2 separate regions of the Homo sapiens genome follow, and region 1 is linked to region 2. The links are chromatin loops, found by intact Hi-C in ENCODE. Cell type or tissue: ovary. All regions are shown on one strand. Region 1 overlaps RTN4RL1 (reticulon 4 receptor like 1). Region 2 overlaps RTN4RL1 (reticulon 4 receptor like 1).

Evidence for each region. Peaks named below come from ENCODE experiments on the same cell type or tissue, not always from the same donor. Only the 100,000 strongest peaks of a DNase experiment are listed, where the experiment ranks them.
Region 1: a loop joins it to region 2, with 2.0 times the contacts of the local background. A loop is called at or near these places in 2 of 110 quality-filtered maps.

What each region holds. Positions count from the first base shown.
Region 1 is chr17:1,958,141-1,963,140 of GRCh38, reverse strand. All of the region lies in intron 1 of RTN4RL1 (reticulon 4 receptor like 1), which reads left to right. Among named protein-coding and RNA genes, the nearest start is that of RTN4RL1-AS1, 57 kb to the left of the region's middle. RefSeq lists an enhancer at 1-355. In ovary, no CTCF peak of the experiment used is centred here; DNase peaks (open chromatin) are centred at 2,457 and 2,700.
Region 2 is chr17:2,012,321-2,017,320 of GRCh38, reverse strand. The region is part of intron 1 of RTN4RL1 (reticulon 4 receptor like 1); the gene reads left to right. LOC105371486 (a long non-coding RNA gene) reads left to right here. Exons shown (of 4, transcript XR_001752746.2): 2 at 3,027-3,171. Among named protein-coding and RNA genes, the nearest start is that of RTN4RL1-AS1, 2.9 kb to the left of the region's middle. In ovary, no CTCF peak of the experiment used is centred here; no DNase peak of the experiment used is centred here; H3K27ac peaks cover 230 bases.

The DNA of each region.
Region 1 (5,000 bases), 54 kb after region 2:
GCGGGGACCCTCCTCTGACCATTAAAACACAGTTGACAAGCCAGGTGCTGTGGCTCATGTCTGTAATTCCAACTACTCAGGAGGCAGAGGCAGGAGGATCGTTTGAGCCCAGGAGTTCGAGGTTGCAGTGAGCTATGATTATACCTCTGCACTCCAGCCAGGGCAACTGAGTGAGACCCTGTCTCTTAAAAAAAAAATAAAATAGAGTTGGCAATGATCTGTAATATACTTCATTGCCCTCCCTACCTTCCCACATCTCTTTTTTTTTTTTTTTTTTCTGAGATCGAGTCTCCCTCTGCCGCCCAGGCTGGAGTGCAGTGGTGCGATCTCGGCTCACTGCAACCTCTGCCTCCTGGTTCAAGCTATTCTCTTACCTCAGCCTCCCGAGTGGCTGGGGTTACAGGCACACCATCCTGCCCGGCTAGTTTTTGTATTTTTAGTAGAGACGAGGTTTCACCATGTTGGCCGGGCTGATCTCGAACTCCTGACCTCAAATGATCCACCTGCCTCGGCCTCCCAAAGTGCTGGGATTACAGGTGTGAGCCACCACCCCTGGCCTTCCCATGACTCTTAAAAGGTGGTTACAAGATGATTTTAAATCAGAAAACTGGAAACTACACCAGGCGTGATGGCGAGCACCTGTAGTCCCAGCTACTCGGGAGGCTGAGGCAGGGAGAATCACTTGAACCCGGGAGACGGAGGTTGCAGGGAGCTGAGATTGCACCACTGCATTCCAGCCTGGGCGACAGAGTGAGACCCCATCTCAAAAAATAAGTAAATAAAAAGAAAACTGGTAACTAGTCTGTTTTTTCTTTTTCTTTCTTACTTCTTTTCTTTTTTCTTACTTTCTTTTTTTTTTTTCCAGAGAGGGTCTTGATTTGTCATCTAGGATAAAGTGCAGTAACGCACCATGGCTCATGGCAGTCTTCACCTCCCAGGCTCAAGCAATCCTCCCACCTCTGCCTCCTGAGTAGCTGGGACTGCATGCACGTGCCACGCCTGGCTAATTTTTTTTTTTTTTTTAAGAGATAGGGTCTTGCTGTGTTGCCTAGGCTGTTCTGAAACCCCTGGACTCAAGTGATCCTCTTACCTCAGCCTCCCAAAGCACTGGGATTATAAGCATGAGCCACCACGCCCGGCCTGCTTTTCTTTTCTTTCTTTCTTTTCTTTCTTTTCTTTTCTTTTTTTTTTTTGAGGCAGAGTCTCGCTCTGTAGCCCAGGCTGGAGTCCAATGGTGTGATCTTGGCTCACTGCAACCTCCACCTCCCGGGTTCGAGCGATTCTCCTGCCACAGCCTCCCAAGTAGCTGGGATTACAGGCACATGCCACCACGCCCTGCTAATTTTTTTTTTTTTTTTTTTTTTTTTGTATTTTTAGTGGAGACAGGGTTTCACCATGTTGGCCAGGCTGGTCTTGAACTCCTGACCTCAAGTGATCTGCCCGCATCGGCCTCCCAAAGTGCTGGGATTACAGGCATGAGCCACCGCGCCTGGCCCCGGCCTACTTTTCTTTGTGTCTGTGGGGTGTCCAGAGCACACTAGGACAAGAGTGGGAGGAGGGAAGAAGAAACGAACAAAAGAGACTCCACCCTTTCTTTCCTCTCAGTCCCTTACGTGTTGTATCAAACCCAACTCCCAGACCTGTGTTAAATGTTCTCTCTGTGGGAGGCCAGTGAATGCCAATCAGTTAGGGGACAAATTGCAAACTAGAGAGGCCGTCACGTGACTCCTACCGTGACTGCTGTCTCCCTCTCTCGCGCCTCCAGGCCTCCGCCCATGCGGTTCCTTCTGCCTGGAATGCCCTGCCCCGTCGTCCTCCAATGCCCCTTCCACCCCGAAGGCCAGCTGAGCTTCTAGTCATCCTTCCAGGCCCCCCTTCCCTTCGTGACTTTTCCTGGTTACTCCTCCCCTCCCCAGCAGCACCGCTTTCTTCCTTCCTTGGCTGTTTCTTTATCTTTGTAGATGGCTTCATCCGAGTGCTTGATAGTGAACCGGCTCATTCAATCCACAAATAATTGCTGAGCACTACCTGGGTGCCTGGCCCTGTCCCGGGGATGGGGATATCACAGGGAGCGACAAGGGGAAAGACAATAAATGTGTAAACAAATAATTAAGCAAGGTGCTCTCAGAGAGTGTTAGGTGCTGAAAGGGAAATAAATAGGGCTGGGTCCTTATGACATTGAGAGTGGCCAGGAGCAGAGGGGCCGTGGGCATCGGCTGGAGACAGGGAGGTGACTTTTGAGCCAAGACAAATGTTAAGAAGGAGATGGTCCCCCAAAGGCCTGGGGCAGAGAGGGCCCCGTGGGAACCGTCAGTGTGAAAACTCCGAGGCCAACGTGCTATGATCCATTTGTATGAAATATCCAGAAGAGGCCAATCCACAGAGACAGAAAGCAGCAGATTAGTGTTTGCCAGGGGCTGGGGGAGGGAGAATGGGGAGTGACTGCTAAGGGGGATGGAGTTTCCTTTTGGGGTGAGGAAAACGTTCTGAGCCAGATAGTGATGATAGTTGCGAATATGCTGCGTGCCAGTGAATTGTACGCTTTAAAATGTTAACTTTTAGTTATTTATTTGTAATAAAAATGTGTATATTTTACAAGAAAACAAAGCCTCCAAGGCAAGAATGAGCTCGCTGTGGTCTAGGAACAGAGGCCAGTGCAGCTAGCGCTGTGAAGAGTGGCGCAGGACGGGGCTGGAGAGGGAGGTGGGGCCGCTCACGAGGGCGACGTGGGCTGGTGAGCAGCCTGCATTTTATTCTGGTGCAATGGAAAGCCACTGAAGATTTCGAGCAGGAAAGTAACATGATAGCACTTACTGTTTTTGAAGATCCTTCTGGCTGTGCTTAGGCTGTGGGTGGTGATGGGGCTGCAATATAAACAGGGAGACCAGTGAGGGTGGCCACGGCAGAGGTCCAGGGAACAGAAGAGAGTGGCCCAGGGTAGGGTGGGGGTGGTGGGGGCGGGGTGATGTGAATTTGGGATGTATTTTGACGGTGGGGCCAGTGGGACTTAGTGGATTAAAGGAAGAGATGATGAAGGAAAGGGAAGAATGGAGAATAACACCTGCATTTCCAGCTTGAGCAGCCGAAATGCTACAGGTGTCACCTGCTGAGACAGGGAAGCCTACACGGTGAACACAGGACAATCGGAGTTTGAGCTGCTTATTAGATACTAACGTGGCAGTGCCAGGCGGGCAGGCGGGTGGACTGGTCTGCAGTTTAGAGCCAGAACACATGTCTAATCCCCACCCCTATGAAGATGGTATTTAAAACCTGAGCCTGGCTGGGCGCGGTGGCTCACGCCTGTAATCCCAGCACTTTGGGAGGCCGAGGTGGGTGGATCACGAGGTCAGGAGTTCGAAACCAGCTGGGCCCACATGGCGAAACCCCGTCTCTACTAAAAATACAAAAATTAGCTGGGCGTGGTGGCGGGTGCCTGTAATCCCAGCTACTCAGGAGGCTGAGGTGTGAGAATCGTTTGAACATGGGAGGTGGAGGTTGCAGTGAGCCGAGATCGTGCTACTACACTCCAGCCTGGGTGACACAGTGAGACTCTGCCTCAAAACAAAACAAAACAAAACAAAGACTTGGGCCTGGACAAGCTCACCTGGGGACAGGTGTGACTACAGAAGAGAGAAGTTTCAAGGGCTGAGCTCTGGGGATTTAGGTGTATGTGGTCATCAGGCCGGGAAGAGCAGACCAAGAAGAAGCAGGCAGCAAGGCAGACAAGACGACAGAGCCAGGTCTCTGAAGAGAAGAGAAGAAAGAGTTTCCAGAGGGGAGGGCCAACTGTGTCCAGTGCTGCCAAGGTGAGCAGATTAGGATGAAGAAGACACTATTAGATTCAGCAATACCATGATAGGACTGCCTCTCTGGTGAGTCTGAGCACCCAGCACATAGTAGGTGCTTATTAAAGGCCAGAGGCATGAAATGATTAGTTTCTGCACTGTGTGCCATAGACTGCCCAGAGTATAAGGGTCTCAGCCAGAAACCTAGGATCAAGGGAAGTGGCCAAGAGGCCTGGGCCACCCCGGAAATAAAAGGAGCCATTGTCAGGTGGAGGCCGGGGGAGCCCAGCGGAGCCCAGGATTCCCGCTCGCCCACCGGCGTGTTTTGAGAGGGCCTCACCCTCCGCGTCTTTTCCCTTTTGCCTCTCAGGAGGTGATTCATATTTCAATATATTCCAGCTGAAAAAGGATCAGATTTTGAGCAGGTGGTAAGTCAGTACATGGAAATTTGATATATTTTGACTAATGCAGTTTGAAATTTGAAAACTGCAGACAATTTTATTCAAGATCCATTTTTATACCAACTCATTATTGGGGGGAAAAGGCAAGATTTCAGGCTTCCGGAGGAGGACGTGTGAACCCAGGCCTGTCACCAGCAAGCCCTGCTAAGCAGGCTTGATCTGGCCGGCCGGCCCGCACGCTGCTGCCAGCTGCCTGCCTCAGCTGCTGCACGATCCTGCCGGAACTGTTTCTTTAGCAACCTCTTTCAAGTATCCCCTGGGGTTACTAGTCCAATTTAATCTGACCTTCAGCCCCACCTCTGTCGTGCCAACTCCAGCAAATCCCTGGGGCTGGCACTTAAGACAAGTTTTGTGATACCGATGATGGTATTACACAGAATTTCCACTTCCTTCCCCAACCGCCTTGTCCATTTCCCCGGCCTCATGAGTGTGAAGCACAAGAAGAGGGAATTAATAATGAAAACAGGGGAGGAATGAAGTTATTGGCAAGGGAGCAAAGACACGGCTCATGGGAGGTGGGGACGGGGTGCCTGGTGGGGCACTGGCGGGGGCCGATGCTGGGAGAGGGGTCTCTGTGCAGCAGCGGCCTCTAAGGAGAGAGATGTCTCCTCCCACGGTCGGATGCCACGGCAATCTTGTTTGAATCTTGACTCCACCATTTTGGACAAATCACTTCGCTTTGGTTTTATTTTTGTTTTTGTTTTTGAGACACAATCTCACTTTGTCTCCCAGGCTGGAGTGCAGTGGTGCAATC
Region 2 (5,000 bases):
GAGGGTAGTGGCATCATGGTGACAACTACGTGAGCAAGGGTCTTTCCCAAATCAGGACAAAAGCTGGGCTCCCAACTTTCAGCCCACTGAGGTGGTAGAAAGTTTGCTTCTGCCTCCAAAATCATCCCCACAGGATTTGCTATCTCTTTCTGGGCACCAGGACCAGCACGCAGTGAAGGGGGCCTTTACATATGCTTATGTTGAGAGATTCATGAGGCCCTGGGGGGAAATTGGCATTCTTCTGACCATGATTTATTTATACGGCGATAGGATGATGGGGATATGGAGGCTAAGGTGACTCCATGAGTGAGAAGCGCACAAGGCAAGAAGCCTTGCTCTGCATTTGACATTTAGTGGGGTGACTCCTACCAGGGAGCTGCTTTTCCTTTTAGAAGGTTTTGCCTTTAATGTTCTATTCATGGGCTTGTCTGAGCAAGCTGGGAGAAGGAAGGAGCACGTGTGGAGGTGGGCCTGGGGTCTACAGCTGGCCAGCCTCAGGGGAGGCAGGGCCGAGGGAGGTCACTTGATGGCCAGTGAGGGGCACCTGGGCAGGCCGGACGCTGGGGACAATGGCTATGCTCTGGCGCTGCAGCCCGGCCTCCCGCCTGCCCGCCTGCTGCCGCCTGTCGCTGGCATGTGCCGCATGCCACACGCTGCGTCTCTCTGTCTCTCATCACACGCTGCCAGACTCCGTCTCTCACCGCAGCCCTGTATGCAACCCTGGCTTTGCCCTTGTCACGGCCCTTTCCTTTCCAGGAACTGTGGGGCTGTGGAAAGACCAACGGAGCTGGCACCCTGGGGCTGTGTTCGGTCAGCTCTGGGGCGGACTCAGTAGAACCCCAGACATGTCTCCTCATCTCTGGGCCTCAGTTTACCCATCTGTAATATGACTAGATCAATGGTCTTTCAAAGTTTTTTTTTGTTTTTTGTTTTTGTTTTTGAGATGGAGTCTTGCTGTGTCACCCAGGCTGGAGTGCAGTGGTGTGATCTTGGCTCACTGCAAATTCTGCCTCCTGGGTTCAAGTGATTCTCCTGCCTCAGCCTCCCAAGTAGCTGGGATTACAGGCACCTGCCACCACAACTGGCTAATTTTTGTATTTTTAGTAGAAACGGGGTTTCACTATGTTGGCCAGGCTGGTCTTGAACTCCTAACCTCAGGTGATCCTCCCAACTCGGCCTCCCAAAGTGCTGGGATTACAGGCATGAGCCACCGCGCCCGGCCTTCAAAGGTTTTTCAATAGCAGGAGTTTCTTCAAATGGTACCTAATGTCAGAGCCCAGGGCAGGGGGGCCATGATCAGAGCCAGACCCAGGGGGAAGGGCTTCCTCCCTTGGCCTCGGTGCCACCCTGGCCGCCCCTCCAGCTTGGAGGCTCTGGAGTCCCCTGTGGTCCCTCCTAGCAGGATATAGGAAGCCACTGGGTGTGCTGAGCGTTGCCTGTTAACAAGGAGGACTGTCCGCTGTCCACAGGGCGAGGGGTTTGAGTTCTGTCACCTGCGGCTGATGGGGTGTTGCATCCCCTCCTTTCGGACCCCTTGCGGCCGCTCGGCTCTCTCTGCCCGGATCAAGGAAGGGGTTGTCCACACTTGGAGACTCCTTATTCTCACCTCTCACTCCTCAAGCCAGACCCTGCTTTTTCCCTGGCATCCACAGTCACTGCTCTGGCTTGACACTAAACCCGACAGACCTTTTCCTTATCTCCTTGACCTTCTGGGGCATCGGCCCTGTTGGCCGTCCTGCTTCCCCGGCTTCCCTGATGGCAGCCTCCATGGTTCTGCGGCTGCCCCTCTCGGCCGTCTTGGCCAGCTTCCCTCCTCTTGCCACCTCTCCAATGTGGCACCTCCCCGGGCAGCGCCATGCTTGGCTCTGGGGGCTTTCAGCACGGCCGTGGCTGCAGTGGCCGGCCATTGACTGACTCCCCAGATATCCCGTCTCCAGCCTCTGATGTCCAGAGCCACCTGCCCACCGACCCCCAGTGCCCTCATTGGTGGCCTCAAAGGCCTCTCAAACCCGGCGTGTCTGAAATTGCCTCTTCCGCAATTTCCCCATCATGGCATCTGGCACCATTGCTCTCCAGCCACCCCCAGCCCAAGAGCTGACCCCTGCCCTTCCCACACCCTCCGTGCCTCGCGAAGCCCTGCCCTTCTCCCATGATGCCCTTTGCACCTCCTCCGCCACTGCCTGCTGTGCCTCCACCTGAGCCCAGGCCACCATCATCTCCTGACCCTCCCAGCAGCCTCCTGTCTTGCCTTTGCTGAAACCAGGCCTTACACAGCGGCCGGATTCCACAGTGCCCTGTGCCCTTGTCTCTCTCTTCTTAGAACCCTTCAGCGATTCCCTTTTTCATCAGGGAATGGCCTGCCATGTCCTTCCCCCTGGCCCCACCACAGCTCTGGCCTTCTTTCTCCCCACTGCTTTGAACTCTGAGCTCCAGGTCTACCGAACTTCTTTGGATTCAATTGAATCATGTTCTTTTTTTTTTTTTCCTTTGAGATGGAGTCCTTCCCTGTCGTCCAGGCTGGAGTGCAGTGGCGCAATCTCAGCTCACTGCAACCTCTGTCTCCCAGATTCAAGCGATTCTCCTGCCTCAGCCTCCCGAGTAGCTGGGATTACAGGTGCACACCACCACACCCGGCTAATTTTTGTATTTTTAGTAGAGACAAGGTTTTGCCATGTTGGCCAGGCTGGTCTCGAACTCCTGACCTCAGGTGATCTGCCTGCGTCGGCCTCCCAAAGCTCTGGGATTACAGGCATGAGCCACCGTGCCCAGCCTGAATCATGTTCTTTTGTCTTGAAGGATTTGCTCAAGCAGCTCATTCTGCCTAGAACACTCCGTGGCTGCTTCCCCTGCACTCCCATCCTCAGGTCTCAACTTATACACATCTTCTGGGGAAGGTCCCTCCATGCCTTGAATGGGGAGAGTGGGGGGTCCTGAGAGCTCTGTGGGGCTCTGCACATCCCTGTCATGGTACTCAGCCTTCCTTGTTGCGATGATAATACTTTTATGTGATCTGTCTTCCCCGCCAGTTGGTGAGTTCCATGAGGAGACTGCAACTTCTCCACCCTGTGCCCCTCCAGATCCCTCATGCTGCTCTGTGTCCTCCAGGGTTGGCCTGTCCAAGTTCAACAGTGGGCTTCCACACCCTCCCACTTCCAGCTGGGTTGGCCAAGGGTGAGTCCCCATGGGCACTGGGTGTCCCTCCCAAAAGGTTACTGAAAGATTTTCCCAGAAGCACAGCCTGAGTTTCAAAAATTCAAGCAAGTAGTTTATTTGGGAAATGATCCAAGGAAATGCCAGGAACTGAGTGAGAGGTTGAAACAGAGTAGGGGAGAAGCCAGTCAGGGACTCACTGGGTCAAGTAATTACCACTGTGGGTACCAGAGCTTAACCCTGCTGCACAGCTTTGGGATGCAGTCTAGAACCCGCACCTCAAAGCTATCAAACCCCAAGGGTGAGAGAGCTGGGGTATTTATGTTCCAGGGTGAGGGAGCTGGGGTATTTATGTTCCAGGGTGAGGGAGCTGGGGTATTTATGTTCCAGGGTGAGGGAGCTGGGGTATTTATGTTCCAGGGTGAGGGAGCTGGGGTATTTATGTTCCAGGGTGAGGGAGCTGGCGTATTTATGTTCCAGGGTGAGACAGCTGGGGTATTTATGTTCCAGGGTGAGAGAGCTGGGGTATTTATGTTCCAGGGTGAGGGAGCTGGGGTATTTATGTTCCAGGGTGAGGGAGCTGGGGTATTTATGTTCCAGGGTGAGGGAGCAGGGGTATTTATGTTCCAGCACCCACCGGTCACTGGCTGAGTCTTGTTCCTGTGGTGGTATTCATTCCCAGCACAGTTGGCCTGCTCTGTAGGTGAGCAAAGCCAGCTCCGCTGCTAGAGAAAGCCCTGAGGCAAAGAAATGCAAGTCTTTGCAGCTGGAAGTCAGGCTGGTGTGCCGAAATGGTCAAAGCCAGGGCTGTGGGCAGGCCCTCGCAGTATCTGCTACACAGCCCCTGCCACTAGCCCTCCTGGCAGCTCTTTCTACCTGTGAGTTCAGTAAGAGCTCCCCCTCACTTAGCCCTGGGGGTCTGTATGTGTTGGGGGTGGTTATGACATTATCTCTTAGGGCTTCCCTGTCCCCCTCACTTCTCTCTTCTTCTTTATTCATCAAATTACTCAATCTGAAAATGCTCTTTCCTATCAGGACCCCACTAAAACAGCATCCTGCACAAAATAGAACATAGCAGGCCGGGCGCAGTGGCTCACACCTGTAATCCCAGCACTTTGGGAGGCCGAGGAGGGCGGATCACCTGAGGTCATGAGTTCGAGACTAGCCTGGTCAACATGATGAAATCCTGTCTGTGCTAAAAATACAAAATTTAGTTGGGCATGGTGGCGTGTGCCTATAATTCCAGCTACTTGGGAGGCTGAGGCAGGAGAATTGCTTGAACACAGGAGGTGGAAGTTGCGGTGAGCCGAGATCATGCCACTTCACTCCAGCCTGGGTGACAGAGCGAGACTCCAACTCAGAAAAAAAAAAAAGAAGAAGAAGAAGAACATAGCACATAGTGACATTAGGTAAAAAGTGCTGGATCAGTAGACTTGAGTTGATTGGCTAATAAATGTTGATTGAATGATTGTACATAGGTTGGACCACAAGAAACTTAGTACCAAAACCTAATATTTATATTGTTCTGTAACCATAAGAGAAATTAAATCGTGATCTAGGGCTTAAAAAAAAAACAGAGAGAGAAGGAGAAAAAGAGAAAGAAAAAAATAGAAACAGTACCAGGAACCAGGAGGAAATGGGGAATTTTTAGTGAGGAGGATGCAGAGAAGAGTCCTACACCACGCACTTTTCCCTGTGCAATGCCTCATTAAAAGCAGAAAACGCACGTCTCATTAGTCCCAAGTTACAGATGAGGATACCGAGGCTCTGAGGGGCTCAGTAGCTTGGGCAGGGCCTTAGGGCCGCCTCACCGCAGCCCAGCTGTGTTCCTTGTGGCTCCAGGAAGCCAG